2 separate regions of the Homo sapiens genome follow, and region 1 is linked to region 2. A link is a loop called in an ENCODE intact Hi-C map of the cell type or tissue named here. Cell type or tissue: Caco-2. All regions are shown on one strand. Links, peaks and the distances in the headings refer to the core of each region. The heading gives the core; the rest is flanking DNA. Region 1 overlaps RASAL2 (RAS protein activator like 2). Region 2 overlaps RASAL2 (RAS protein activator like 2).

The links. Peaks named below come from ENCODE experiments on the same cell type or tissue, not always from the same donor. Only the 100,000 strongest peaks of a DNase experiment are listed, where the experiment ranks them.
Region 1: a loop joins it to region 2, with 3 times the contacts of the local background. A loop is called at or near these places in 7 of 110 quality-filtered maps.

Annotation. Positions count from the first base shown.
Region 1 is chr1:178,467,617-178,483,167 of GRCh38, forward strand. RASAL2 (RAS protein activator like 2) reads left to right here. Exons shown (of 18, transcript NM_170692.4): 18 at 5,459-11,234. The coding sequence ends at 5,623. CLEC20A (C-type lectin domain containing 20A) reads right to left here. Exons shown (of 8, transcript NM_001395331.1): 7 at 14,696-14,781; 8 at 11,624-11,999. The coding sequence ends at 11,919. Among named protein-coding and RNA genes, the nearest start is that of CLEC20A, 22 kb to the right of the region's middle. In Caco-2, for the core only: no CTCF peak of the experiment used is centred there; a DNase peak (open chromatin) is centred at 3,165.
Region 2 is chr1:178,300,224-178,316,929 of GRCh38, forward strand. The region is part of intron 3 of RASAL2 (RAS protein activator like 2); the gene reads left to right. Among named protein-coding and RNA genes, the nearest start is that of CLEC20A, 190 kb to the right of the region's middle. RefSeq lists a silencer at 10,491-10,785. In Caco-2, for the core only: a CTCF peak has its summit at 10,605 (motif pointing right); no DNase peak of the experiment used is centred there.

The sequences.
Region 1 (15,551 bases), core at 14-8,013, 160 kb after region 2:
TTACTCAGCAAAGTATTAGCGTGTTTAGTGCAGTTGCTTGACAAATCTCAACCTAGTGCATGATGGGGTTTGCTTCTTTCCCTATGGAAAGGAGGGCATTTTCTAAGGGCGTAATTGTGAAAAGTGCACTGCATGTGCCTGGCTTGTGACCTCCACTGACCATTGCTTGGCTGTGCTGTTCATGGTCTTGTCAGTCACGTCCACTGCCATCAACCTTTTGCCCCAGACAGTAATGGAATTGCCAGGGAAAGACAAGGTTGTAAAAAGGTACCTTTCCTTGTTGTTCTTTTGGTTTAGGGTTTGGCATTGCTGCTTGGAATGTGCTTGGCTGCTCTTCTTTGTTGGTGCTGTGCTTAGAGAGCATCTTTTGATAAAACTTTAAAAAAAGAAAAGGTTGTTGAAATCAGAACCTAGGCTTCTGCTCACTGTAGCTCACACCTGTGACACCAATGACATAAAGGCTGCCAAGAGCACCTCATAGGGACATGTCAATGATTAGAGCAAAATCCAGGAGGCAAGAAGTGTTTCTAACTCCTTTTTATTTTATCATTGCAAAATATGGTTGTATTTCTTAGGGTGAAACAAATAACAAAAAGCAGTTACAGTTTTTATAGTTTTGATAGTGGCTGATCTAGCCACTGAATGTGTTGCTTCCCTGAAGATAGCCGATCCAGGTTTGCATTTTTCAACCTTAAATGACATATCATATCCCTAAGCTGTGAAATAAAAAATGAGAGCAAGGATTTTATGCATAGATAGCCTCCTCCCTTCTCTAGGTATCAGCTAGTAATCAACATATTTTAGAGCCCCCAGTATTCTTAAACATGTACTTAACAGTCTAGTTTCCTTACAGAGTCCATGTGGAATGGGTTTATTTTTCAACAAAATTGAGAGTGAGGCTGAAAGCACGGTCGTGGAAAGAATGCTTCATGGGCCTCACACTCCTTTAAACACACTAGACTTGGAAGTCAGGTGAGAGTTGTGAGGATGCAATCAGCACTGCTCCTTAAAATATTTTGGATTCTTGAACTCTATAGTTTCTGGATACTTAGACATGCGGAGAATCAGAAGAAAGGTCTGTAGTAATTATCTTACTTGGTCCTTTGAAAGAAATCTTTCTAGATGCCCCCAGGGTAGGTGAGGTAAGGGTAGTGGAGACTAGGCCATCTCACTATTCACACTATAAAAAATCATCCCAGAGACTTAAGAAAAACAGCCTGGATAAATAAGGCAATTGAGTCAGGAAAACTAATGTTAGTAGGTTTTCACTTTGGAAATTTCAATATAACAATATAAAGCAAGAAGAGTTCTATTAATAACCACACAAGGAGAGATGTTAGTACTAAGAGATAAAACAGACTTTTTAAATAATTTCAGCTGGTTTAAAAGTATCAGTCTTGGCCAGGCAAGGTGGCTGATGCCTGTAATCCCAGCACTTTGGGAGGCTGAGGCAGGCGGATTGCTTGAGCTCAGGATTTCAAGACCAGCCTGGGTAACATGGTGAGACCCACCTCTACAAAAAATGCAAAAATTAGTCAGACATGGTGGCTCATGCCTGTAGTCCCAGCTGCTTGGGGGGCTGAGGTGGGAGGATAGCTTGAGCCCAGGAGGTCAAGGCTGTGGTGAGCCATATTTGCGCCAGTGCACTATAGCCTGAGCGACAAAGTGAGACCCTGTCTTGAAAAAAAATGTAATAGTCTTAAGCAGAGGGAGCTTGGGTGTGCCACAGTTGTGGTTCTGTACACAGGCTGACAGGACAGCCTCATGATTAGCTCCTGAAGATTTCTACCCCACCCCCTAATTTTATATTAGGGCTAGGTGACTGGGTATAAAGCAGAAGTCACCTGCTAGGCATAGGAGGTAAAAGCCAGGGAGGGAATCTGATTTATTAGGACTCAAATGCTCTGGAAAGTAAGGACTTTCTCTCAGTTAACCAGGAGGGTGTCATGTGTAGGAATGGGAGAAATGCTATCCTCAAACCGTAAGTCACTGTCAGACTGGTGGTCTGCTAAGCTAGTTAATGTTTTCAGTCCATACTTCAAGACAGTGGTTTTGAAATGGTTTGGTTCTCTGGACTATTTTGGTAGAATCCAGGCACCTTTCATAAATGAATATCCAGCTCCTTCCACTGACCACTCAACAGCAAGGACCACACTCTCAACTAATGAATCAAATCATACTGGGATTGGTTAAATATAATAAATTACCTACCCAAACACAAATATTACTATATAATAAATTATTCTACCAGAGACCCACTGTGGATCCCTAAAGAATAGTTGGGAGAATCCACTAAACTATATTTGGAAAACCTCTGCACCATGCATAGCACAAATCCTAAACACTATAGTTAAATTTTAAAAAATTATAGTGTCCTTAAAAGGAAGGTTTCTTAATTCCAGCTGTTGGCTTACTGATACATTAAAATCTTATTATAGCAAATGACTTTAAACATCCTTTGGCATTCTTTGTAATGAATGACTTTTGTATCAGATCCTTTCTTTTGTAAGGATAAATCTTCTCTCTTAAGTGAATGATGGAGCAGAGCAGCCCTTCTGGCATCATTTAATAGAATGAAGACGTGTTTGGGGTGAAAGCTTCCCAGAGAAGTGACTCTTATGTCAACACTTCCCAAAACACTACCAGCCAGGTGCCCAGTAAACTGGTTTTCATGTCTCTCAGCAGCCCTGTGCTCCCAGGAAAATCTTGTCCCTGAATTCAGCCTCTGCCTCTTTTTGAGTCATTTCATGCTACAAGGCACAGGCCTGCATCAGCCACTTTCTAACAGGAACTGCAAAAGGATGAGCACTCCTTTGGTGAGTGGCAGAAGCACCTATCCTGGACCTTGTAGCTTAGGGGCCATAGGGATCCTAGTGGTGATCATAAGGATCCATTTCTTAAATATCAGACCAGAGAATGTGCCACCTTTCACCCCTGAGCATGAGGAGACACTGTGGCTCCCAGGATCTCTCTATGTGACTCAGGTGGAGAACAGAGAAGGGCTTCCTCCTATGAGAAGCAAAAGCAGCTGCCTAGTTACTGTTGCAAGTGATATCTCCGCTGTGTTAAATTACAGGTCATAAATGGAGATGAGATTATTCAAACAGGCAAGTAAACCCCGCGTCCGTTCTCTAGCTGAGCAGTTCCCAGCCCTGGCCCAGTGCACTGGCCTCCTACACATTCCAGCTCCTGCCACTCCCCACATGGGAATCCTTCCTGTCAGGTGTGGACTAGATTGCTTTCCCTTACAATCCAGGCAGAATTGAAATGTCCGAGCATCTTTTGTCAACTGAACTTGACTTTCATAAGTCTCTATTTGATTTTTTTTAACTTTTTTGTTTTATTTTGAGAGGTTGGCAATAGGGGGAAATACAAAGGGAGTTTCTTTATGTGGAAACTTTCAGCTGTTTAGTAGGGGGGCTGTTTGTCTTCAGTTGTTACCTTTTTAGGCAGTAAGTAATTACAGTCATTCTTAGGCTTTTTGACCCTTTAAAAATCAAATTTTTTATGAATTATTTATTTTTGGATGAACCCTGGAGAATCCTAATTTCCTTATGAGGCCTTATAATTTATCCCAGTTCTGAAATATCTTTTCTTTAATCGTTCAAGAAATTATCAGTTACTCAGTTTAGAGATCATTCCTAATAATGCGAGTAGGGAGGGGGGAATATCATACTTAGCTCTTACCTCTTGTTTTCTAGTATTCACTGGCCAGTTCTTACCTATTGGCTTTTCAAAGATCTATATTTGTTATCCCAGTAAACTTCATTGGTTAAAATTTTTTTAATAATAATTATTTTTTAAAAGCCTTGCAGCTCTTTCCTTTAGTTTTGTCTATCCTTAAAATGAATTACTTTCCTAAAATAAAAAGCATTTTATACCAGATGCATGGGTCATTAATAGTGCTGATTTTGTATATCTTACCACATGAGTTCTCCATCAGGGAAAGAAGGATTTTTTTTTAAATGATAATGACAAGCAAGAGCTAGTTTGTTGTTGTTTCTTTTTTTTTAATATACTTTTGAAACTGTGACCACCAGCACTGCTGCCTTACGGATCCTACCCTCCTGCCCCCAGAAAGCAGGAGAGTAAAGGGAAGTATTACTTGATGCCATGGTGGTATGTGATTTTACCTAGATTTTTCCCCCAGGGCCGTGGTCTTCACTCTGCATGCTCCCAGTAGCATGTGTCCCAAAGTGTAGCACTACATGACAGCCCTGGGTAGCTGCTGTTTTAATAGCAAGGAGCAGCACCAGCCCTGAGCCCTGCTACTTCCTCTCTGAACTTTACCATGACTAAACTTTACCATGCTTTTCTCAGGGTCAATTTTAAAAACCCCTAAGGTAGTAAAACTCCTTTTGGCTTTGGAGGTATTCCCTATGTGTTATTTTCTTTTTAATTTTACAGGCATAGGTAAAGACTGTTTCCTGCGTTGTTTTCTGAAAACTATAGACTTCATGTTAGAAAGGTTCTAGAATGATTTACTGAGCTGCTGAAGCTAAGATTAGGGTATCTCTTCTAACCTAATCCTTAGGAGACTGATAATGTTTTGATAAAATGATTTTATTAAAAAAATTTTAGATAGTCCTACTTTCCTTTAGTTAGACTGCCTATTTTTTTTCCTCTTTTCTTCCCCCTTGGTTTTTGTGTGTGTGTATTCACCAATGCTTGGTTTCCAAATATTGTTTCTAAAGCATTTTTTTTCAGAGACTCAAAAGTAAAATGAAAGCAATCTCCGTATTGGGCAGCCCTCCTGGAGTAACTTTGAGCTGGAATGGGTCTAGGAGCCTGTGTTCTCTGTTTGTTCTCATGTGTTATGTTGATGGCATTCCCTTTTCGGCACATCTCCCTCCCCATATTCAAGTAACTCCTTGGTCTGAGCTTTTTGGCTGCTTTTTTCCCCTCTTGCTGTTGCAACCTCACCTTGTTGGTGACTCTACACTGCCACCATGTATTGTTTTAATTTTGAGCACAATGTGAATTCCTTCCAAATGTGACTGATATGCCCTCTTTTGGGGCTAAGAACCCATAGATCACATGCTCTTCTCCTCTGTGAAATGAAACCTCTGGTGCTTCTTTCTTTGCCACCTAATTTCCATGTTTCAATTTTGACCTAAAGCACTTAGTATAATAAGGCAGCTTGATACCTGTGTTGCATAGTCTGAGGTAACACATGGTATCACTTTTACATGACAGTCTAATGTCCCAAGAGATTGTTAATAAAAAGTCCTGCTATGCTGAAAGAAAAAGAGAGAGAGAAAAAAATAAACACAGATCCACTGGGCTCAGGGGAAGCTGAACCTGACCAGTGTGCAGAAAGAGGCAGAGACGTTCCATTTGTCTGGGAAGCACCATGCATACAACTGTTTGAGAGAAAGCACTGGACTAGTCATTCAGTAAAGAAAGCGTGTTACCTCCTGCCTGTAGCCTGAATAAAGCCATGATTGGTGTGTTGTAGGAAAAACGGATCGTGTCCCTGGATTCAGCCAACACCAGACTGATGAGCGCGCTGACCCAAGTGAAGGAGCGGTACAGCATGCAGGTCCGCAATGGCATCTCCCCCACCAACCCCACCAAGCTTTCCATCACGGAGAATGGTGAATTCAAAAACAGCAGCTGCTGACGGGCTTTGTCTGTGGAAGGAGACAGAAGGAAATTGACCCACTCTCCTATCTCCAGACCTTTACCTAGCCCCTCCAGGTTTACAGAATGTTGCTACTTCACAATGGCGATGTGGTGAGAAACTCCTGAATGAAGAAAGGAACCTTGTCTTTCAGGGCATAAGGCGGCGACTTCCAAGGTCAATGCTTTTCCCCCACATCTCTATGTACATAGGGAACTTAGTTCTGGGCCATGTACAGAAAATATCACTGTAATATACCAAAAGGAAGTTAATAATGTAGATTACCTTTTTGATTATTGCTATTTTTATTATTGTTTTCCTCTTGTTGAAAGCACTGCAGTTGTTACAGGAAGTAAAGTAGGAACTGTTGTGTGAGCGAGACATGAGCCTGTAGGTTCAGTAGGTAGAGACCAAGCATCTATCTGATAGAAGCACATGGAGTGCAATAGGACATTGTGAGAAGGAATTTTTCAGGGATTCATCTACTAGTTTAAAAACCCCACTCTGGCCCTCTTGTCCTTTCAGAAAACATGCAAATACCAAGATCCATACAAAACAATAATTTATTCCACTGATCAACCAAGACTGGTTCTGGTTGGACAGCTAATCTGATTTGGGGATTCACTGTTTCAGAGGACACAGACAAAAGCTGTTGCATCAAAACTGGACTTTAGGAGTAATTTCTATTGAACTCCTGTCAATATGTTTATTTCCTCTGTCTACAGCAGATGGGAGTCTTCTCTTTTAGACAGGGGCTTTTTGTTTTTAACCCCAATTGTAATAAAGGGTGTTCTTTTTCCTCTTTAGAGTTTACAAAACTATAAATATTTGTGTCTCCACATACCATCTTCATCTTCACACATTCACTGTGCTTTCCTCCCCATAGTGGGAGCTGTCATCACCAACAGGGTTTACTCTCCCCTGGAGAGGTTATTTAAATAGCTGTCCATAAGCCATCCAGATCAACACCCTTTCTTCCATACAGAAAAGGGCTAACCATACCACAGCTGGAATCTCTGAATATTTCCTATTAAAAATTTTTTCTATGTGTTGTTATAATTTTTGTTTGGGATAAAGACTCTATCCATTGTACTAGCAAATCTATGGGGGGTAATTTTATCTCCATCTTTAACTTTTAAAGTACTTCTTCCCCTTATCCCCTCAATAAAGAAAGGAAATCCAAATTTGAAGCATCACTCTCTTAAAAGAAAAAGAAAATAATGGAAAGTGTCAGGATGGCACATTCCAGTTATTATTCCAATGCTCGTAGATCTGACAATAATGACCCAATTTCAACACTTGTCATCCATAGCCTTATTATTATAGAACAGAAAAAGTCATGGAAACGAATTCATTTCCTTTTTTCCAGAGGTGTGCAATGTCATCTTGAATGCAACCTTGATTACCAGAAGTATGGAAGGTTACATGTTAAACAGACATTATATATACAAATATATATATAATATATATTCACACATATGTACATATAACTGCACAAATAGGAAAAGTTCATGCCTTCTATGCTGTTCAGATATAATGTTAAAAGGGTCTCAAACCTCTTTAAGCAAGATCTAAGTAGTTGTTTTATATTGAGAAAGCAACAATGTTTCTCGAATAAGTTGATGTTGATTTTAAATTATAAGCTTTAAAGAATTTTTTTTCTAGAAAAAGGGGATGGAAAAAAAAGGACCTGAGGGAGCCATATGCATCAAGTGAGTGTTTCTCCATAACAGAATATTTATAAGAGAACATGTATAGTGCCCTCTTTTGAGTGATGCCGACAGACACCAAGCCCTCCTTTTCACCAAGTCCCAGGCTTGCATTCCAGCCTCTTGAGCTCTGCCCTCTCTCAGGTGGATCTTTGTGTTGGACCTTACGTTTCAGCAACCTCACCATGGCCACATAACCCACAACCTTTTAAAACAGTTTCTTTCATAGCAATCCCTGTTTCTGCCAGACAGATCTAAAATGGGAGTTTCTCACTGTGTTTATCTGATCTGCACACTTTATATCCAGCTGTTTTGGCACTTTTACGTTTTCTTCACCTTTGGTTTTGGTTTGCAAATTCTTACACCTTCTCTCCAAGCGGAGGGCACACTGTGGTCAAAATCACTTATTTTATTAGGAAAAAGAGGTAACTGTTCCAAAGTGTAGTGTCCTTTGTTGAAGGAGGAGGGATGTAAGCATAGATTTGTTCTTGTTTCTGGCTATTCTCAGCTCAAGCCATGTTTAATTCATTCTTTGTAAAAGCCTTCAATTGTGCCACAGAAAACCTGGTAAGAGAATTGTCAGTTTCATTGGCCATAAGTATGTAATGTGGGTGATGTCTTGCCATTGAGGTTTGGAAGCTCTTAAGTGCCGATTATGGATTACAGAGGGCTGATAAAATTACTTATATTGGGAATTGAGAGAAGCCCCAAAAAATCAAATGTGCTTTTGATGGATAGAGTGTATCTTATTAGCATTATGGGAGCTCCTTAGAGGGCTGTCTTCACTGAAAGATTTAATGCCCAAAACATTTGGACAGATTATGCAGCCTTCTACTACCAGGTTATCTTGAATGAAGAAGAAATAGTAAAAAATAATAATAATAGAGCATTACCAATAAGCTAAAAGTTCAGAGTTGCTGATAGATGTTAAATGTTAAGTTATCCTGTGAGCCTACTCCTGTCCAACCTTTTTTCTCAGTATTTCTTTAGAGAATGCTGCAATCTGTATAAGTTACTCTGAAGGATTTTTTAAGAAGAGAAGCCACCAACAGGTGATAATTTTTATGGAGATGTTTCTTAATTGGCTTTCCCTCAGTTCAAGTAGGTAAATAACTTTGTTTGCTGGGAGGAGGTACATGGCTGAAGAGAGGCAAATAGATTAAGATAGCAATGTCTTGCACTTCCTGTTTCCCTCAAAACAACACCACATTGTGGGGCGCAGGATAGATCAGGGTTGAGTGGAATTTGGAATTCAGGTGAAGTGCTTGTAAAGTGCATGTCTAGCTGACAACAGACTTGACCATTAATGAGGACAGTGTTGGTAGGAGTCAGAAAAGAGCTTCATATTCCCCTTTTATATTACTGAAGCAATAAGCAATCTGAGCTGAAGCAGCAAAAAGAGTCACATTTCCATCAGGTCATCATATTCCCTGAGTCTCTGCAGCAAAAGCCATGTCAGAGGGGAGATTATAACTAGGTAACTATAACAAGCACTTGAGCACTTACCATGTTCCAAGCACTATCACCAAGGTACTGTTGGGGTTTATGGCAGTCTAACGGTAAGAAAAATGTGGTAAAATGAGGTAATCATGCTGCTATAGCTTTTTGCTTTTTTTCATATAGTATCAAGTTGGTCAGAATTAGCTTTCTCTGACTGGTCTGCTTCCGTGTTTCTCTGTGATGGTGTTAAGATTATGAAAGAAAAAGAAGATTACCTAAGACTGCTACAAGTGTTAACTATATGCCCTTAAGAATGAGCTTGACTTTGGAAGTAAAGCTTTTCAGATCTTAGTCTACCCGGGGCCTTTGTTGATGGGTCTGTGGTTCTGTAGACCCCTGGCTTTCACTGTGTTCTCAGAGGTACACCAGATTGAGAGCAGAGTTCTTCTTTGGAAGTCCCAGAGCAAAATAACTGCCATCAAGTGAGTTTGCATTCGTATTTGTTTCCCCTTCCATAGAGGGTTAGTTTTAGTTACCTCTAGCTTGGAGTTCCTGAGAAGGCTGGTTATAGGACTGAGCGTGGGAAAGGAACCCTCTTCAGGATTACCTCAGTCCCATCAGTCTACCCCATTGTGACATTGAGCCCAACACACACGCTTGACACCAGACTAGACTTGTCACAGGGCCAAACCCAACAGCCACATGCCATAGCTTCACTGCATTTTCAGCTACACCTTTGGAGGCCACCTTCTCCTATCAACTGTGGAAAGCCAGAAGGGCTCCCTTCTCCATTCTCCTTCCCTTTTTCAAGTCTAATAGTGAAATCTCCTGCTTACCCCAGCAGTAAATAGTTGCCTTCCTACCCCTTACCTGGGGGCCGATAATTTGAGATACTTTGTTTTTTCAATGCGTCAGTTGAAGGATTTAGTTTCTTAAAAGCAAGAAATGTTGGAGTGTTGAATTTTTAAATAGAATCTCTTTTCATGTTTGAATGATTGTTATTAGTTCTAGAAGCATTCTCTTTGTCATGACCCGATTATGTATACTCTTGGGTTTAGGAAGGACAAAAGTGATGAAATTTGCATGAGATAGAATAAATATCTTAGGAGGAGTGAAAGAACCTGAGGAAGAGACACGACCCTAAGGGAATGAATGCATAAGCAGTCTTCTCAGTAGCCCAGAGTTTCCAGGAAACAGGAATATTTATATCCCTTGCCCACTCTTAAAATACATAGATACATAAAAAGGCAGTCTCTGTAGACAACACATGCACACACCCACACAAAACATAATTCCTGGGGCTTCCTTTTTCTGAATGTTAATCCATTTTATCGAGCAGTGATTCCCAAACTTTGAGATTTTCAGATTTTATGCTCTCGTCTGTTAGATTTTATGACATTCTATCATCCTAAAAAATGTACTATATGTGTTATATGTATATATAAGTTAAAGCAACTTGAAATTGACTTGGTTTGGCATTGTCTCAAGAACCCTAGATATCATTATTGATACCATGGGGAATCATAGAAATAAAGTTGAATATCATTGATCTGAGAGTAGGATCCAGAAATAAGTAGTTTCAGTTCCTGATCAGTTAAGCCTCAAGTGTTTGAGTAACCAACACAGCAAGACTTGGGAAATGCAGTGAGCACCCGAGGAAAGGAAAGTGGTAGTCTTTGCCTGCATTTCAGCATGCATTTTCCTTTCCTACTCAGTTGCTATCTTCCACTTAAATACCCTCATTTGACCCTAGGAAGTTTTTTGTTTTTTTTTTTAGTTTGAGACTTAAAACCAGATTTATTTGTTGTTGTAGAGAGATTTCCACAGAAGTTGTGTTTTAGGGACCTCCATCATCTTTGTGGGGGTACAGATATTTATGTGTAAATATCATTTTATGTGATTTCCAAATTTTCGAGGGAAACATTTCAATTCCCAGTTCAACAAAAGGTTAAATACTAATTGACTCAATGACCACCTTCAGGAAAGTTAAATAGTAAATTAGGTTAAATTTTGACTGGTGCTTAGACATTTCCTAGTTATATTAACTTAAGCAGACAGCAGCACATTAACCTGAGTTACACCTGTGAGGAAATGACCTTCTAAATTTGATTTTGTTTTTCATCTCCAGGGCCTTAATAAGAGTGTGTTAACACACGACTATTTTACAATGATAGCTCTAAATAATTTATTTTTTATTTCAAGAAAGAGAAATACACCTTAGAAAAACAAAACCCAAGATTTTATTTTATTTTTAAAGCCATATTTTTGTGCTAGTAGCATTTAGATTATTCCGTATGTGAGATCCGTATCAGCATTTCATTACCTGGGTTTGTTCTAAAGAAGATTTATTTTTGTTCTGTGAATAATTTTTGACAGTTCTTGTACATGTACAGATATAGATACGTTTGAGGTCTTTTATTGATATTCCTACAAAGAATACAAATAAACTTTAACTTTAAACATTTCAGACTAAAGTTGCTACTATATTTGACATATTGCTGTCTTCTAGCATGCACCTGGGTGACTAGGACACTTGAAGAGAAACAAGAAAGGAAATGTATGCCGGAATATTCTTCTAAAAATATATTTTAACATTAAGAACAGTCTGTCCTAGAATTTCCCAACTTCCATGTAATAAGATTTCAATTTAGGAAAAATAACTAGCATTAGCATGTATTGTGATAAAACTGTTACTTTCGAATTCTGCAGAATTTGAAATCTCTTTAATAACTTGTGACAGGTAAAGAAAGTTTCATCTGGTTTATTAGGAAATGTAGCCCCACTTAGCTTCCTAGACCACTACCATCCTCTTGTAATTTTCCAGTTAGATTAATGGGGTTTGTTTTCAGGATTTTTGATGTTTGGTTCAGGTTTTTTATTTTAATTTCTTAATAGAAGTTCATTTGTCATTCCCAACATGATTGTTCCCAAATACACCCATCTTCTCCTGCATCCCTGTTTCATTCTGTAAAATCCAGGGATGCAGGTTTCATGTGTAGTCTTGTTTTGTGTTAGTTGTAGGTCTGTGCTTTTTGGCACATGTCGAGTTCTTCCTAATCTTGTTCTACTAGGGATTAAAAAATTAAAATTTACTCAAAATCCAGAGAAGATTGCATGAAACAGAAACTGCATATCCAAGAATTGTGCTATTTTTTGTTCACTTCGAAGCTGACCCATTTCAGTCTAAATTGTTCGTGACCTAATGTAAGCTTTAAGACTTCCTGGATCTGAAACATCAAAAAGAGAGAAAGTGTTGATGCGGTCTTTTTACTTCATGGTCCTCTTAGCCCTAAACTATCCATCCGTATACCCTTTATGCATATCCATACCCTGTAATTGTTTTTAGCCTCCCTCCAGCTGCCTGACTTTTTTTATTAGCATTTTACCAGTAGGAAAATACATAAATTAATTTTGTTAGCAAAAAAAAAAATTTAATGACAAAGAACACTAAAACAGATGACTAAATCAGTGGTTTTCAATCCTGATTGTTCATCAGAATCACTGGAGAGTTGTTTAAAAAAAAAAAAAAAGAAAAAAAACAGAGGAGTACCTCTTGAGCTCCACCATTGAACAATTAAATAGAATCTCTCTAAGGATTGGGCCTGGCCAGGCTTTTTTTTTTTTTTTTTTCTTTTTAACCTTGCCAGGGGATTCCGAAGAGCCAGGGGGTAAGAAACACTAGTCCAAATCAAGCTGTGAGCACTGTGCGTAGCTGTCTTAAAATGTTTTCTGTCCCCAATCCTGAAACTGGGGTAAGTTGGTTACAGGTGTTTCCTTCCCTTCTATTTGGAATTTAAAATTCTACTAAAACTGACAATATATACTCAGCCTTCCCCCACATACACCTTGTCCCCACCAATCTGTCCTTTAAGTCTGTGAGGTAGAAATTCTCTCCATTAACATGGTCATCCCATTTATGGAATAGATACATTCTGACAAAGCTGACCAGAAGATGGAATTCCCTATTTCGACCTCAGTTTCCCCACTGGCTTCAATTTAAAGCAGAAGGTAGGTGGCTTCTGGTTTGGAGTCAGAAGCTTCAATGAGTACACCCCTTGAGGAGTGCTGAAGGGCCCAGGCCAGAATCAAATATGCTACATTTGACTTTAAAGAGTAAACAACAGTGGCTCACGCCTGTAATCCCAGCACTTTGGGAGGCCAAGGCAGGTGGATCACAAGGTCAGGAGATCGAGACCATCCTGGCTAACATGGTGAAACCCCATCTCTACTGAAAATACAAAAAATTAGCCAGGCGTGGTGGCGGGCACCTGTAGTCCCAGCTACTCGGGAGGCTGAGGCAGGAGCATGGGGTGAACTCAGGAGGTGGAGCTTGCAGTGAGCCGCGATCACGCCACTGCACTCCAGCCTGGGCGACAGAGCAAGACTCCGTCTTAAAAAAATAAAAATTAAAAAAAAAAGTAAACAACATAGAGAACTCAAAAGTTCCTTTGTCTACCTCCACCACCCCCCACCAAAAAAAAAGGCCCTTAACTACATTTGACTTTAAGGAATAAACATAAGAGAACTCAGAATTCCTTTGTCTCTCCCCACCCAAAAAAAAAGAAAAGGTTCTTAACTTTTCTTGACCTAATATTCAGCACTGAAGTCTTATTACTTGAAACTTATCAGATGCTAAATTACACCATTCATACTTATTGTTCTTTCAATAGCAAAATGTACTGAAAGCTCTCCAGTCCCCCCTCCACTCCTGGCAAGCATGCAGTCACGTGCTCGTGTGAATTTTCCAAAATCATGAGCATTTTGTAAGATTCAGTTGGTTATATGAAATTACAATAAAGAGTATTATATATTTTATTATAATTTGTAAATTGTGTGCTATACATTCTTTATATCAGTAAAATTTATAGTAAACACATATACATTATATACTCACACACACATATTACTGGTCTTTCTAGAAACTTGATTTTGTGAAATTCTAGAATGAATTCCCAGGGTGATATTTGTTTGGCCTATGAATAAATTGCAATGAACTAACAGGTAAATGCCAATGTTTCCTTGTCTGTAAAATTAAGATTGTGGCTAAATGGTGTATAGGGTACTCTCTAGCACTGACATTCTGTGGTTATTATCTGATATAATTGAGAAATGTGTCCTTAGACTATGTTCAAAAATCGGCTTGAAGCTTTTCTCTCAGTATTTAGGAACAATTCTTCCTCCACAGTCTCCCATGGCACAGTAGTTTTTAAGAACCAAAAAAAATAAAGTCTGGAACAAATGTATATTCAGAACACTACAGTGATAATGTTGATAATAATAATAGCTGGCCAGGCGTAGTGGCTCACGCTTATAATCCCAGCCCTTTGGGAGGCTGAGGCAGGAGTATTGCTTGAGCCCAAGAATTGGAGGTTGCAGTGAGCTATAATCACACCATTGCACTCCAGCCAAGGTGGACAAAGCAAGACCCTGACTCAAAAATAATAGCTAATGTTTATTGAGCACCAACTATGTGTCAGATTATTTGCTAAGCACTTTATATGGAATATATCATTTAATCATAACACCAACCATGTGAGTTAGGCATTATTATTATCATTCTTATTTCAGGAGGAAACTGAGGCTCAGAAAGACTAAGTTACTTGCCCAAAGCTACACAATGGATAAGGGCAAAACTAAGACCCACGCTCAGATCCCTCTGACCGTGCTGTCTTGACCAAAAAAAAACAAAAAAACAAAAAAACAACAAAAAAAAAAACTTAGGAAAGACATTGGAGAGGGTAAGAAAAGATCCAAAAAGATCTTGCCACATAACCAACTTGTCACCATGAGCCAAAGTGATGGCAGTGGAACAAGATGAGGTCATATTCCACAGGTTTTCCACCTTAATATATTGGTTTTTATAAGATTGTCTTGCAATGTCCAATCATCTGATCAGAATTAGAAGAGTGTGCAGAAGTCTCACCTGTCTCAGAAATTGGTCTTTCATCTCTTCTGGGTCCATCAGAGTTGAGATGGTAAAGTCTGCTTTCAAGATTCCAAAAGGGTGCCCTGAAAAAGAAAGTGCTACCTGTTCAGGGGGATATTATCCTATTTCCATTTCAAGTTCTTAGCAGTCAGGAGCACCCGGTGGACACCATAGATGCTACATGTTGATTTGGGATTTCAAGAAGAAGAAAGAAACTGCTGAGCAGAAGAATGCTCAGCCACAATTAGGGTTAACCAATTAGTGGCTGAAAAAAAGAGTCCCATGCTTTGGGTAATGCGAAGTCTTCCACAGCCTGGCTACCCATCAGGCAATTATTTTCTTTTTTGTTTCTTCTGTATTTTTCTCCTTACTTTTAATCCAGTAAGTAGATACTCCACACCATGCCGGAAATACTCATCTCTCCTTGAGCTCCCCACCACAGAAAATTCTAAAGAAGTTCTCTGACTTTTTAAATAAATCCAGCCTTTGCCCGTGAGCCATCCATAATCATTACAGGAACTACAATCTCATAATAAGACTATATTTGCATTGCATTTTATTGTTTATAAAGTTTATAGTTATCTCATTGGGTGCTCACAACAACGCTGTGATATAGGCAGGGTAGTTTTTACCACATCCCCTTCACAGAAGAGAAATAGAAATTCAGAAACTTGTCCCCTAAGTTTTCATAATAGTCATGGAGCATAAACTAGAATCCACCTCTTTATTACTATCCCTATTCCCAACATTTCATGCTGTCTTTCATGAAAAGGTCTCAAGGGCCCTGTGCCAAGGAGTGACTGTCCAGATTTAACTGCTCCACTGGTAAGAGTAGGAACTTGGTAGACAGAAG
Region 2 (16,706 bases), core at 5,684-13,683:
TTTGAAATCAATGGCACGTTAAGCGAGAGTTAGAGGTCATTAGAGAGTTCTGTTCTTTATAACCAACTGACAGCAAAGTTATTTTAAAGAGAAAGACTTTATGTGAGCACTAGTAAGGTTGCTGTTTAGTCCTAGGCAGATGGGATAATGTGTTGCTTCTGGGTTTATTGCTCAGCTGTAGATTTTGAGAGAGTATTTGGTGATCTTGTTGAAGCACTGAGGTTCATAAGGGAGCAGTATGTGTTGGAACTTAGTATTAAGTGGTTTAGATGTGTCTTGTTCAGGTAGCTACTGGTGTTGTCTTATATGATGTAATATTAGATCAGGCTAATTTAGCTAAGTTAATCTTGCATGTCTCATAAAAGTCATATGCTGGACTATGGTTGGAGTGGGTGACAAAAGGGAGAAATCCTACTTCCATTTTTCCAGTAAGGTTACTAAAGAAACCTTACTTCCATTGTTATATACTAAAGGAGTTAATGTCAATATCAAAGCAGCTAGCTCTTCTCCCATTCCCTACCAAATGTATTCTGTTAAATGTTTTCATTTTTAATAATGGATATTTAAATAATCAGACTGGTCAGGTAATTTTAAAAGAACATAATTAAGATTAAATAGAAAAATGAAGCAATTTGAAAAGTAGGAATTGTTTTGGTGCTTTATATTGTTGTGTTATTATTTGCTTAGTGAACCATAGACTTTTGACATTTGATAAGTAGATGAAATCATTTATTGTCTCTATGGTGATCAGTATGGATAATTCTGTAATTTTGTTTGTGTTTTCTAAAATCATGGTTTGGTTTGGGATTTTGGAGGGGGTTGCCTTTTTCTTCATTTCTAAGTGGAACCCAGAGCTTTTGGCTGGAATTTGAATCCTTTTGGGCAGAATTTGAATCTTTTATTTTTCTTTTTATTGTGTAATAGTTGTTGCTTTCCTAGAAATTAGTTGAGTTAGCAAGTACTTTTTTCCAAGGAGCCACCTTGGAGAAGTCAGATTTTTCTCTCATCTTATTTCCACTATACTTCTTTAACATGTGTTGAAACCAGTTTAGGTGTGGGCCTAAATTCTACTAAAAACCTGTCTGGGTGTAACCATTTTATAGCCTATTTATATTTCACATCCAAGTTCTATGTAAATTGAACTGGCTTAGAGTCACCTTCTTTCAGTTCCTTTGCTTTCATTATTTGCAATGATATGTTGACTGTTGTCTCTCTTTTTTTTTTTCTGAGACAGAGACTTGCTGTGTTGCCCAGGCTGGAGTGCAATGGCGTGATCTTGGCTCACTGCAGCCTCCACCTACTTGGTTCAAGCAATTCTCCTGCCTCAGCCTCCCAAGTAGCTGGGATTACAGGCATGCACCACCATGCCCGGCTAATTTTTGTATTTTTAATAGAGACAGGGTTTCACCATGTTGGCCAGGCTGGTCTCAAACTCCCGACCACTGATGATCTGCCCTCCTCAGCCTCCCAAAGTGCTAGGAATAAAGCATGAACCACTGCGCCCAGCCTGACTATTGTCTTTACCAATTTTCTAGGAACCTTTCGCTCTTCAAGTTTTGACCCATAAAAGTCAATAGATTTTGAGGAAGTACAACTATAGTCTCAAGAATTATTGCAGTGTTATAGAAGAGAGAACTATATAGGAAATTGTTAAATATCTACAGTGTTCGAGGTACTGGCCCCAAAAACAAACTAAAGGTGACAAAAGTGTCTGGTCTAGAGCCAGTCCTTATCTTTTGTGCTTAACAAGAAGTCCAGTAGCCATTCTGACTCATGGACAGTCCATGAGCAAATGTCCTAAATTTGCACTAAAAGCTATCCTCGTAAATATTATAGGGAAAAACACTACTTCTAGAGCCATTCTTCCTTACATGCCAGTCTAATCTTGAATTAGATAATTGTTCTGTTTTTTTATTGTTATCTCCAAGTGATTTGTCTTTAGCCAAAATTTCTGCTGTCAGGTATTTCATTGAATAATTGCTGTATATGTAACATTCTATGCCAGTCGCTAAGAGTGAAAAGAAGTATAAGATTTCTGCTCTTAGAACATTTTTTTTATGTAGTTAGCAAGATAGGATGAATATACATAGAAACTAAAATATAAGTTAGTGTACAAAAATTGATTGTCTATATACTAGCAATAAACAGGAAACAAAAAAAATTAAATATCCTGTTTAATATAGCATCATGATAACAAATTCCTAGGGGAAAAGATCTAATAACAGATGTGAAAGACTTCTACATAGAGAACTTTAAAACATAAAAGAAAAAAAGATTTAAATAAACAAATGGAGGGCTAAATACCATGATGATGGTTTAGAAGACTTAATACAATGTCAGTTCTCTTTAAGATCAAAATTTCAATGAATTTCAAAATTTCTGTCCCCATCCTTACCACCACATACACGTATACAAATTGGCAAGTTGATTCTAAAATTCATCTCGAAATGCCATAGACCAAGTATAGCCACAGCAGAAGAAAACAAGGTGAGAAGACTTAATTACTAGTATTAAGATCTGTTTAAAAAGTATAATAGGCCGGGCGCAGTGGTTCACGCCTATAATCCCAGCACTTTGGGAGGCCAAGGTGGGAAGATCACGAGGTCAGGAGTTCAAGACCAGCCTGGTCAATATGGTGAAACCCTGTCTCGAGTGTGGTGGCATGTGCCTGTAGTCCCAGTTACTCAGGAGGCTGAGGCAGGAGAATCGCTTGAACCCAGGAGGTGGAGGTTGCAGTGAGCCAAGATTGAGCCACTGCACTCCAGCCTGGGAGACAGAGCGACACTCCATCTCAAAAAAAAACAAAGTATAATAGTGTGTTGGTGGAAGAATAAACAAATAGAATAGTGAAATAGAATAGAGAGTCTTGAAGTTATCCCATATATAAGGACATTTGGTGTGACATTTCCCTCACGGCAGTGAGAGAAAAGACAGTCTTTTTAGTCATTGGTGCTGGCTCAATAACATATCTTTTTGGAGTGGGGTGGGAATGAGGAGGAATTGACCTATAAGATAGTGACCTTATAACCATGCACAATATCAATTCCAAGATCTGAACAAGAGAGATAATACAATAAAACTTCTAGAAATAGTGTAGGATATTTTCATGATCTTGGATAAAGAAAGATTTCTTAAGTCAGGAGTGTCCAATCTTTTCGCTTTCCTGGGCCACATCAGAAGAAGAATTGTCTTGGACCACACCCAAAATGCACTAACACTAACGACAGCTGATGAGCTTAAAAAAAAAAAAGGTTCATGCAAAAATCTCATAATGTTTTAAGAAAGTTTAAGAATTTGTGTTGGGCTGCATTCAGAACCATCCTGGGCTGCATGCAGCCCATGGACCGTGGGTTGGACAAGTTTGTCTTAAACAATACAAAAAACACAAATTGTAATGGAAATAATTGATACATTGGACTATATTAAGATTAAGAATTCTGTCAATCAGTACATCATTAAGAGAATGAAAAGGCAAACCACAGAGTAGAATAATATATTTGCAACACCTATAATGAACAAAGGGCTTTTATCTAGTATATATAAATGCTTCCTCGTAGAAAATGAGCAAGAGGCTTGAACAGATATTTTAACGAAGAGTTCACTGAGGAACAGACACAAATTAGTACATCCTGTCTGATTCCGTTTATATCAAGTTCCAAAACCGTTAAAACTAATCTATGGTGTTAGTTATTAGGATGGTGGTTACTTTTGGGGAGGAGGCATGAATAGTGATTGGGAGAAATATAAAGGTGGATTCTGGAGTGCCAGTGGTGTTCTGTTTGTTGACTTGGGTAGGAATTACACAGGTGTGTTCACTTTGTGATAATTCATTGAGCATATGTGTGTTATACTTAAAGAAAATTTTAAAAAGACAAAGAAAAACAAGCTAAATTGTACTGTCACATAAGTGGTCTATACTATTACAAAGTACACAGTAGGGAGGATTAAGAACTATATAGCCAACTCTGTTTTATGCTACCAAAAGGGCCACTAGGATGAGGACTAACGAAAATCATTAGGCCAGGTGTGATGGCTCACACCTATAATCCCAGCACTTTGGGAGGCTGAAGCTGGAGGGTCACTTATGTCTAGGAGTATGAGACCAGCCTAGACAACATAGTGAGACCCTTATCTCTACAAAATAAAAAAATTAGCCAGGCATGGTGGCACACATCTGTAGTCTCAGCTACTCTGAAGGCTAAAGTGGGAGGATCTCTTGAGCCTGGGAGGTTGAGGCTACCGTGAGCTGAGATCACACCACTGCACTCTAGCTTAGGCGACAGAGTGAGACCTTGTCTCAAAAACAAAACAAAACAAAAACCACACATTAGATTAAGTGACATTAGGGTTCTTGGTAAGTTTAGGAACTGTAGTTTTAATGGTATGTGGCAGCAGAAGCCCTACTGAAATGAGTTGAGAAGATAGTGTGATAAGGAAATCAAAACAGCAAATGGAGACAATTCTTCTTAAACGTTTGCCTGTGGAAAAACTGAAAGCGTTTCCTCTTAGATCTGGAACACAACAAGGTTGTGCACTTTTACCACTCTTATTTGTTATAGTACTGGAAGTCCTAGCTAGAGCAGTCAGACAAGAGAAGGAAATAAAGGGCATCCAAATTAGAAAGGAAGAAGCCAACTTATTCTTGTTTGCAGATGATACGATCTTATATTTGGAGAAACCTAAAGACTCCACTAAAAAACTGTTAGGACTGATAAACAAATTCAGTAAAGTTACAGGATACCAAATCAGCATACAAAAATCAGTGGCATTTCTGTATGTTAACAGTGAACAATCTGAAAAAAAGAAATTTAAAAAGTAATCCCATTTACAAGAGCCACAAGTAAAATGAAGTACCTAGGAATTAACCAAAGAAGTGAGTATCGCTACAATGAAAACTATAAAATACTGATGAAAGAAATTGAAGAGGATGGCAACAAATGGAAAGATATTTCATGTTCATGGGTTGGAAGAATCAATATTGTTATAATGTCCATACTGCACAAAGCAGTCGACAAATCCAGTGCAATTCCTATCAAAATACCAATGACATTCTTCACAGAAATAGAAAAAACAATACTAAAATTTATATGGAATCACAAAAGACCCTGAATAGCCAAAGTCATTCTGAGCAAAAGGAACAAAACTAGAGGAATCACATTACCTGAGTTCAAATTACAGTACAGAGGTATAGTAACCAAAATAGCACGGCACAGGCAGAAAAACAGACACACAGACCAGTGGAACAGAGAATCCAGAAACAAATCCACACACCTACAGTGAACTCAGAATTTGCTTAATGGATTGGATGTGGAAAGTGAGAAATAGAATATTCAAGAATGTTGGCTAGAACAGCTACAGGAATGAAGTTACTATTGTTTAAAGTGGGAAGACTGGGAGAAACTAGTTTGAAAGTGTGATTGACCAGCAGCTCAATTTTTGCACACGTTAAGTTTGAGGGTATTATTAGACCCCCAAGTCGAAATTTGTTGGATATATGAATTTGGAAATAAAGGGGAAGGTACAGACTACAGATACAAATTGCAAGCCTTTGGCAAATAGATGATATTTAAAACCCTGAGATTTAATGACATTCCTATTAGAATGTATGACAGAAGAAATGCAAAGACTAAGCCCTGGGACAACATTTAGAGGTTAGGAAGATGAAGTAGCACTAGCAAAGGAAGAACTAAAGAGGAAAGATGAAAATCCAGAATTTTGTTTCCAAATAAGCAAATTGAGACAAATGTGTATGGGGAAGAAGAAGGGAGTGCTTAAGCACAGAATTTACTTCTTATTGACAAGAGTTCTCCGACTGTTGCATTCAGCAGTTTACAGTTACCAAGGATACTAAATTTGACATAGATTTTGATTCATCAAATTTTTTTCATTGTTCAATTCCCACCTTTGAGTGAGAATATGCGGTGTTTGGTTTTTTGTTCTTGCGATAGTTTACTGAGAATGATGATTTCCAATTTCATCCATGTCCCTACAAAGGACATGAACTTATCATTTTTTATGGCTGCATAGTATTCCATGGTGTATATGTGCCACATTTTCTTAATCCAGTCTATCATTGTTGGACATTTGGGTTGGTTCCAAGTCTTTGCTATTGTGAATAGTGCCGCAATAAACATATGTATGCATGTGTCTTTATAGCAGCATGATTTATAGTCCTTTGGGTATATACCCAGTAATGGGATGGCTGGGTCAAATGGTAATTCTAGTTCTAGATCCCTGAGGAATAGCCACACTGACTTCCACAATGGTTGAACTAGTTTACAGTCCCACCAATAGTGTAAAAGTGTTCCTATTTCTCCACATCCTCTCCAGCACCTGTTGTTTCCTGACTTTTTAATGATTGCCATTCTAACTGGTGTGAGATGGTATCTCATTGTGGTTTTGATTTGCATTTCTCTGATGGCCAGTGATGATGAGCATTTTTTCATGTGTTTTTTGGCTGCGTAAGTGTCTTCTTTTGAGAAGTGTCTGTTCATGTCCTTCACCCACTTTTTGATGGGGTTGTTTGTTTTCTTCTTGTAAATTTGTTTGAGTTCATTGTAGATTCTGGATATTAGCCCTTTGTCAGATGAACAAATCACATGGACACAGGAAGGGGAACATCACACTCTGGGGACTGTTGTGGGGTGGGGGGAGGGGGGAGGGATAGCATTGGGAGATATACCTAATGCTAGATGATAAGTTAGTGGGTGCAGTGCAGCAGCATGGCACATGTATACATATGTAACTAACCTGCACAATGTGCACATGTACCCTAAAACTTAAAGTATAATAATAAAAGAAAAAAAAAAAGCACGAAAAAGATGTTCTAAATAAATTGCGAAGAAGACAAGTTATATAACAGCATGTGCAGTCTAATCATTATTTCATTTTTTAAAAAAAGGTACAGTATGCACACAGAATAAAGATTGCTTATACACATCAACGTATTATGAGCATTATCTTTATTTTGCTTGTATGTTCTAGATTTTCTTAAGCAATGTGCATTTCTTTCATACTAAAAATATTTTTAAATAAAATATACTAATTACTTTTAAAAAAAAAATTTTTTTCCACTGAAAATGAGATGTTTTCTTAAGGCATGTGTGCATCATGTCTAAAGTACCCACTTCCAGATTTAGAAAACCTAGGAAAAAACTATTTTCCCCTAGTAACAGTATCCAGATTTTAATTTATTCATCAAAAGACTATCTAGATTCAAACCATGCAAAGCATGACTTGCTGAATTTTCAAGAGGAGGTAGTAGGGTTCTTTGTATACAAATAATACTGGAAGGCATATTAGTTGGCCGTGTGAACTAAAATTAGTAAATAGTCATTTTCAATGTCAATGTAACCTACAAATTCAACTTCTTTTAAAAAAACCAAAGCTATCAAATAGCTTGCAAGAACTCTGAGAAGGGGGAAAAGTGAAAGCTGAAGAGTGGACATTTTTATGAACTGTGCATTTATGGAAGAAAATTTATCTCTGTTATTGCATATTGCTTACTGCTTGGCTGGTGGATAGCACAAGGTGAATTTGGAGCTGTCTCCAATCTTTTTGTTGTATTTCTTTGACATTCCGGTAAAGTTCATGTTTTCATGCCCAAATGGGCAAACTACAGTATGAGCCTGAAATGAGCAAGGATAGTTGTTTGCATGTAACATCATAAACATGTTCATAAAGCTGGTTTAATTAGAAAATGCCAAACATTCGTAAATCCGAGGCTTTCTCAGTCCTCAAACAGAAAGTTCAGATTGAACTGGTAAATTCAAATCCAAACATTTACTAACTCAAGGCTGCAGAGATCTCATGCCTCTATTTTAATATATTATAATAAAATATTAAAGTTATCCCGTCATCTTACTTACAGAATGTCTGGATTTTTATAAAAACTGTGCCTGTGATAGTAAATTTGTGTTATTATCCTAGAGTCCTCAAAAACCTATAAACATTTGGTAAATACATTTAAAATTATAATTTAACATAGTATGCCTCCGATATATTCTAGCAAGCCTTAGAGAAGAGTGTATCAAAAGTCTTTTAGAGTCAAAGCTAGCTATCTAAAATTTTTATGTTTGTATACATGAAGACCAAAAAAGGAAATTAAGTTGGAAAACTCTGAGGAAAAGCCAGCCTTTTACTTTATACCATCTTTTCCTAAGTTTATTGACCTCTGAGTGACCAAAAACTTGAGAAAACTTTGAAGAAAATTAATATTAAAGTAGAATATGTTCTCTAGGGTATTTATAAAAATATTATAAAGGATAAAGCTTTTGATCAGAATTAATAAAAGATATTGATTATTCAAACATTAGCTTTTTTTTTTTTTTTTTTGGAGGCAGGGTCTCACTCTGTTGCCCAGGCTAGATTACAGTGGTGTGGTGTAATCATGACTCACTGCAGCCTCAACTTCCTAGGCTCAACTGATTCTCCCACCTCCACCTGCCAAGCAACTGATACTACAGGCACTCACCACCATGCCTGGCTATTTTTTTTTTTAATTTATTCTAGAGACAGGGTGTCACTATGTTGCTCATGCTGGGAAACCTTGGTTTAAACCCTGGCCCTTTCTGTTAGATTAAATTAGCCTCAGTTCTAACTTTATTTGTAAATTAGTGAGGACTCTGTTTTTATTCCCAAGACATTGTTAGAAATATCTAGATAATTTATGCAATAATTTCAAGATGCTAGAATCTTCTGTAGAACTACTGGATGGTAATAGCATTGGTAGACAGGATATGTGCATAATGAAGATTTAATATTATAAGAGATATATTCTTTCCTTTATAAAATAGAGTAAAAATGCTGATAAATAATGTCTGTGTATGGTAGTACTCAATATTTAGATTGGCTATTAAATTAATGTGTGTATTTACTTAACCAACAGAAGCAGACCTTGAACTTTATGGTGATATATTAATACATATAAAGATCAAAATCTTTATAAAAAATAATATCCTGGTATTTCTAGCTCTGAAAGTTGGAGCTCAGTGGATAATGGCAGCCACTGATTTTCTTTGAAATTTCCTTAAAATGTCATGTCTTATTCCTCTCCTGTAAAATAAGATTATTTGACTACTGTCTATAAGAAAGCTCACATTAAAACAGCTGCATAATATCTAGGCATTATATTTGTATTCCACATTAATAGATGGCAGTGATATGCAAGTAATTTGAGGAGAACTCAGATAAGCTCAAGAATTATCAAAATCATTATGAATAATTAAGGTAGAAAACCCTGGAAAAATCTTCCTCAAGGTTTTGGTTGAGTAGTTTTGGGTTTTCTTAAAAACCATGAGTGACTATATATTTATTCTTTGAAATAAGATTTGGAAGGATGTATGTGGTAATACTGATGGTAATATTCTGGAAGAATTGGCTTGATTATGGGATAAAATAGCCATATACAGTCAGTTCTGTTATAATATGACATACAGAGTCCTAAAAATCACTACACTATGCAAGTGGAGACAAAGTGGTTAGGGGCACTACTCTCAAAAACATGGTCAGTAACACACAAAAAAGTGATAAAACTAGGTTTCAAATACTATAATGAATATAGCACTTTACCTTGAAAAAATCCTAAAGTTTCCTTGTGGTAGAGGGCATCAGACTAATTTGTAAGTGTATTTTGAATTGATAGAAGGAGGGTTATTTAAAAGCGGATAGAATGTTGTTACAACAGGCATGTTGGGTGTGGCTAATAACACTCATGCAGTGAACTGAGGCAGCTGGTAGATGTTTGAGGTGTATCTGAATATGAACATCTTGTATATTCAACATGGCTTGGTGAGTAGAGTTTCCTTTGTTCATTTAGTGTTTATTACAGATGAAATTTGTAAATTAGTGAGGACTCTGTTTTTATTCCCAAGACATTGTTAGAAATATCTAGATAATTTGTGAAATATTTTCAAGATGCTAGAATCTTCTATAAAACTACTGGATGATAATAGCATTGATAGACAGGATATGTGAGTAGTGAAGGTTGTGCATAAGGAAACACAGATTTTGTGTTATGTGCAAATTGTTACCTAAAATAAATCAATTGCAGTAGAACATTAAAGTTTTCAAAGCAAATATTATAACAGAACTGACCTTACTACCAATCTGATATAGTTAGATTTGCCCATTAGAAAGAAGTTTGCATTATTAGCCAATTAAATGCAAAAACTTCATTTACATTTGAACATTTTCCTGATTTTCTTTTGGAAGTAGTTAATTGGGTCTCAAAACTGACATGAATAAAATAAAAAAAAACTAGTACTTAAGTTCTCAAGCTAACCTACTAAAATCAATTTTACTGTTTGATTTTGTTACTTTTGTTACTCTTATGAGCTAGATTTTGATTAGCAGTAACATTTTTTTTCGATTGGGACATCAGTTCTCAATTCTAAGTTGAGGTGCGAGACCACAATTCTGCTGTAATTTGAAGTTTGGATTCCTAATTTGTTCTTTTATCTTCCATATTTTAGCACAGTGGAGATTTGTTTACTTCTGTGAAGGTGGCTCCAAGGCAGTGCTGCCACTTATGGTTGCTCAAACTGTTACCCAATTACCTGTCACTTGTTATCGCTGATTTGTAGCTGTTTCATAAAATTTCCAGTAGATGGCAGTAGAGTTTCTTCAATAAAGGACTCCCTTTCTAATTTGTGGAAGTCATTTGTATAGGCTATTGTCATGGTTACTGTTCCCAGTTTGTACAGTCAAGTTCTGTGGAAATGGGTGCCCAAGAAGACCAGAGTAGAGTACTCCAAAATGTGATACCCACACTAGAGGCTCCTCTTAATCAGCCCTAAGGCCAAGTTCTTAGGAAACCACTGTGGTGGTTGGAGAATCAGGTGGGAAGTAGGAATGATTTTTAGATTCAGCCTGGACATCTGGAGGAGATGAATGGCAGATTGAACACAAGCATCTAATTATACTCCTCCCAGAAACTCCACCAAACCTACTAAAGGTGTTTTATTTTAAAGACATGATCCATCAAGGATATGGAGAACGAGAAAGAAGAAAACAGCCATACACACACACAAACACACACACACACACACACACACACACACACACATTGAAAGCTGAAAAGCAAATAGAGTGTGGCAAATGACATAGCTTACTTAAGAAAGCCAAATCTTAACTTGGCTATGAAGAAGGCTAAAAATGAAGCTGACCTTTACCACAGAATCTTTAAATAGCTCAGGAATTGAGCCAGACATATGTGGTAGCAGATCCCCAGGTCTCCTCCTCTTCCCCATTCCACTGAACAACTGTTCTTCCTACCTATACCTCCACCTTAGTATAAGACTCCAAGTATACTCTTTGGAGGGAAAAAAAAAAGCCCAAGTATCTTTGGATTGGGAGATACTAGGCAAAATTGAGAACAGGGCATTTTACCACATATGAGGGAATTAGGTGAATATGTGCACGCTGAATGATGGGACTCCTCCACCTTTCTTCTCTCACTTGCCTTTACCCTACAGGCAGGAGATTAGTAGAATACCCCTTGGTGTATTTAGCCCAAGAAGAAAGATCTAAGAATACCAACTTTCCCAAGATTAGTGGACATCTGAAGAAAAGCCTGAAAGAGAGAGACTAAAACATACAAAAAAAGAAGAAGAAGAAAAGAAAAAGAAAAAAGGGAAAAAACAACTTGGAGGTAGAGACTAGGCAGGGAACAGAAAACTTTAAAAAAATGATTGATATCCTCAGAAAGATAGGATGTTACATACATGAAACAAGAACAGAATGTTTTACAAAGTTGAGCTTTTGTCTACTAAAAAATTAGAATATAAAACTCAATATAAGGGTTGGAAAATGGAATTGAGAAAATAGAAAGTGGAGAGAAAAAAAAGATAAAATAATGAGAGGACCAGTCTAGGAAGTTGAATATCAAAACAACAATTCCAGAAAAAGGGAAAGAAAGGGAGCAAAACCCTAGCAAAATAATTTCAGGAAATTTCCCACCACTGAAAGATATGTGTTTCCAGATTGAAAGGGCTTACTGAGTTCCCATGACAAGTCACATTTCATGAAATTCTAAATTGTCTCTAGTGACAAGAGACAGTCTTACAAACCTGCAAAAAAAGGGAAATTGGAGTACATACAAAGGATCAGAAAGGCTGCGGACTTACAATAAGCAATATCAGAAGCTAGAGAACAATGAGGAATGCCCTCAAAATTCTGAAGGAAATTTTTTTCCAGTCCAGAATTGTATATTTAGCTGTAAACTATTAGTCAAATTTGAGAATAGCATAAAGACATTTTCAGACATGCAAGACTCAAAAAAGATTACCTCCTACACATCATTTTTCCTGAAGCTAATGAAAGATATGTTTTACTAAGAATGAGGACAGGAGATCTAGCACAGGGGAGAGAAAAAGGGAACTTTTAGTAGAATGCTAAAGACAGAACCAAGTTTAATAGCTCGGTACAAGATGTAGAATAAAGACAGCCAGTTCAGACTGGAGCAGCTGATAAGGCTGTAGCGAGACTTTCCAAGAACACAAAATTGATAAGTTAACTCAATCAGCGGAAACAATAGGAAGCGCATTTGTGGTTGAATTAACAATAAGCATATAGATATCTAAGCAAATGAATAATACAAGAGAACACTATAAGAGAAACAAAAAAGTAGCTCAGGACAAAGAGAACACTTCTATAGCACTTTTTATCATATTGGGCACTTTACATATATGAATTTTTTAATCCTTGTAAACCCAAGAGGTAGATAATGTTACAATGAATATTTTATGGATAAGGAAACTGAGGCATAGAGAGGTGAAGTAACTTGCCTAAATAGCTAGACAGCCATTAAGTGGCAAAGATAGGCTTTGAACCCTGGAAGTATGCCTTCAAGATCTATGCTCCTGACCACTATGCTACAGTCTACATAGGATTTACTCTGTGGCTGGAGTCTAAATAACGTACATAGTCATAATATTGTTTGCCTTTACCAAAATTATTATGTAACTATATAGGGAAGGTGAGAGAATAGGAGTATGTATGCACCTACTGGGATGGTGATGGAGGAGGAAGGATTCACATTCTCATCTTTCATAGTGGAAAGTCAATAGATAATGTCTAAAATAGAGAAATTTTAAAGTATCAACAAAGCAATATTATTCAATATTTGATGTTAACTACCAAAACAATTGGCTAAGAGAGGTAAAAGTGGTTGCTTCTGCAGAAGGAAATGTGTTAAAAGAGGAGGGCTGGGTATTGCTGTTTGTTTTAACAAGTTGTAGAACCAGTTGACTCTAAACTGTGTGCACATTTTTTTTTTTTCTGTTTTGAGACAGGGTCTCACTCTGTCACCCGGGCTGGAGTGCAGTGGCATGATCACAGCTCACTGCAGCCTCAAACTCCTGGGCTCAAGCAATCCTCCCACCTCAGCCTCCCAGGGAGCTGGAACTGCAGGTGCACACCACCACACCCAGCTAATTAAGGGCATTAATTCCTTAGCTTTTAGGGATTTAAATGGGAGGGCATATTACATTGATGACGACAGGTGGGTTTCACACTACTAAAATATACTGTTTTTAAAATTAGCTAAGTCTTTTCTCATTCTATAGTCACTTGTAGTAAGATATTAAGTTAGCCTTTAAAACAGCTTAGTTTTTCCTTATCTAAGGTAAGGAAGATAAATTGAATCTGACAAAACAAGACTAAAAACTTCTTGGCGTTTTCAGGTTAAATTATTATAATCTAATAGACAATAAAAACAACCTCTATTGGATGCTTCAGGAATGTTTTAAGAAGATATTTTCTTCTCTTTGTCTCTTTGTTAAATAAAAATTCAGCTGAAATAATGCTAAAGAACAAGTTTTCTGCAGACCATAAATGCTGTGCCTATGATTTAATGTATCATTTTGATTGTTTATATTTCTGCCGATGAATTCAAAACCCAGGGACCACGATAGTAAAATACATAAGAATTAATTCCACATAGGTCTCTTGTAGACTCACAGCAACCTTTGCTCACGTGAGAAGATCCAAAAGTGGAGTTTTTATACCTAGGTTAGGAATATTTTTACTGTGTCTCTTGCAGTGTCATATAAATAGAATTCAGAAAATGTCAGTAAGAAAAATTATCTGTATGTAAGTCGTTTTATTTTACAGTTTTCCAAGTAGTATTGGTGGTGAGCCTAGCAAATATTAGGCTAACAAAATAATTCTCTTGCAGCTTTTAAAGTACCGCAGCTTCCTACTTTAGATTACAGATTTGCCAGTGATCTGCATGAAAATGAAATAAATAAAACATGATCTACAGGGTTATTGGACAAGTGTTATGTTTCAAACTGTCATTTTATGAATTCAAACTACTTTCTAATGTTCTATTATTTGGCCTCATGGTAAGATTTTCTTTATCTCTTTTTCCCCCAAAATATTGGGGAAATTATTATGTTTACAATATTTTTTTTGACTGAGATTCAGTATTTTTAGTGTTTCTCTGTGAAGTAAAGCAAGCTTCTGTGCTTGTTCAATACTAGTTGTAACATCTTATTTGATTTGAAGTGGTAGGCATCACAGATACTTATAAAACTAAAAACAGCTTCCTCTCACTTTATTTATTTATTTATTTTTTATTATACTTTAAGTTTTAGGGTACATGTGCACATTGTGCAGGTTAGTTACATATGTATACATGTGCCATGCTGGTGCGCTGCACCCACTAACTCGTCATCTAGCATTAGGTATATCTCCCAATGCTATCCCTCCCCCCTCCCCCCACCCCACCACAGTCCCCAGAGTGTGATATTCCCCTTCCTGTGTCCATGTGATCTCATTGTTCAGTTCCCACCTGTGAGTGAGAATATGTGGTGTTTGGTTTTTTGATCTTGCGATAGTTTACTGAGAATGATGATTTCCAATTTCATCCATGTCCCTACAAAGGACATGAACTCATCATTTTTTATGGCTGCATAGTATTCCATGGTGTATATGTGCCACATTTTCTTAATCCAGTCTATCATTGTTGGACATTTGGGTTGGTTCCAAGTCTTTGCTATTGTGAATAATGCCGCAATAACCATACATGTGCATGTGTCTTTATAGCAGCATGATTTATAGTCATTTGGGTATATACCCAGTAATGGGATGGCTGGGTCAAATGGTATTTCTAGTTCTAGATCCCTGAGGAATCGCCACACTGACTTCCACAATGGTTGAACTAGTTTACAGTCCCACCAACAGTGTAAAACTGTTCCTATTTCTCCACATCCTCTCCAGCACCTGTCGTTTCCTGACTTTTTAATGATTGCCATTCTAACTGGTGTGAGATGGTATCTCATTGTGGTTTTGATTTGCATTTCTCTGATGGCCAGTGATGGTGAGCATTTTTTCATGTGTTTTTTGGCTGCATAAATGTCTTCTTTTGAGAAGTGTCTGTTCATGTCCTTCGCCCACTTTTTGATGGGGTTGTTTGTTTTTTTCTTGTAAATTTGTTTGAGTTCACTGTAGATTCTGGATATTAGCCCTTTGTCAGATGAGTAGGTTGCGAAAACTTTCTCCCATTTTGTAGGTTGCCTGTTCACTCTGATGGTAGTTTCTTTTGCTGTGCAGAAGCTCTTTAGTTTAATTAGATCCCATTTGTCAATTTTGTCTTTTGTTGCCATTGCTTTTGGTGTTTTGGACATGAAGTCCTTGCCCATGCCTATGTCCTGAATGGTGATGCCTAGGTTTTCTTCTAGGGTTTTTATGGTTTTAGGTCTAACGTTTAAATCTTTAATCCATCTTGAATTGATTTTTGTATAAGGTGTAAGGAAGGGATCCAGTTTCAGCTTCCTACATATGGCTAGCCAGTTTTCCCAGCACCATTTATTAAATAGGGAATCCTTTCCCCATTGCTTGTTTTTCTCAGGTTTGTCAAAGATCAGATAGCTGTAGGTATGCGGCGTTATTTCTGAGGGCTCTGTTCTGTTCCATTGATCTATATCTCTGTTTTGGTACCAGTACCATGCTGTTTTGGTTACTGTAGCCTTGTAGTATAGTTTGAAGTCAGGTAGTGTGATTCCTCCAGCTTTGTTCTTTTGGCTTAGGATTGACTTGGCAATGCGGGCTCTTTTTTGGTTCCATATGAACTTTAAAGTAGTTTTTTCCAATTCTGTGAAGAAAGTCATTGGTAGCTTGATGGGGATGGCATTGAATCTGTAAATTACCTTGGGCAGTATGGCCATTTTCACGATATTGATTCTTCCTACCCATGAGCATGGAATGTTCTTCCATTTGTTTGTATCCTCTTTTATTTCCTTGAGCAGTGGTTTGTAGTTCTCCTTGAAGAGGTGCTTCACATCCCTTGTAAGTTGGATTCCTAGGTATTTTATTCTCTTTGAAGCAATTGTGAATGGGAGTTCACTCATGATTTGGCTCTCTGTTTGTCTGTTGTTGGTGTATAAGAATGCTTGTGATTTTTGTACATTGATTTTGTATCCTGAGACTTTGCTGAAGTTGCTTATCAGCTTAAGGAGATTTTGGGCTGAGACGATGGGGTTTTCTAGATATACAATCATGTCATCTGCAAACAGGGACAATTTGACTTCCTCTTTTCCTAATTGAATACCCTTTATTTCCTTCTCCTGTCTAATTGCCCTGGCCAGAACTTCCAACACTATGTTGAATAGGAGTGGTGAGAGAGGGCATCCCTGTCTTGTGCCAGTTTTCAAAGGGAATGCTTCCAGTTTTTGCCCATTCAGTATGATATTGGCTGTGGGTTT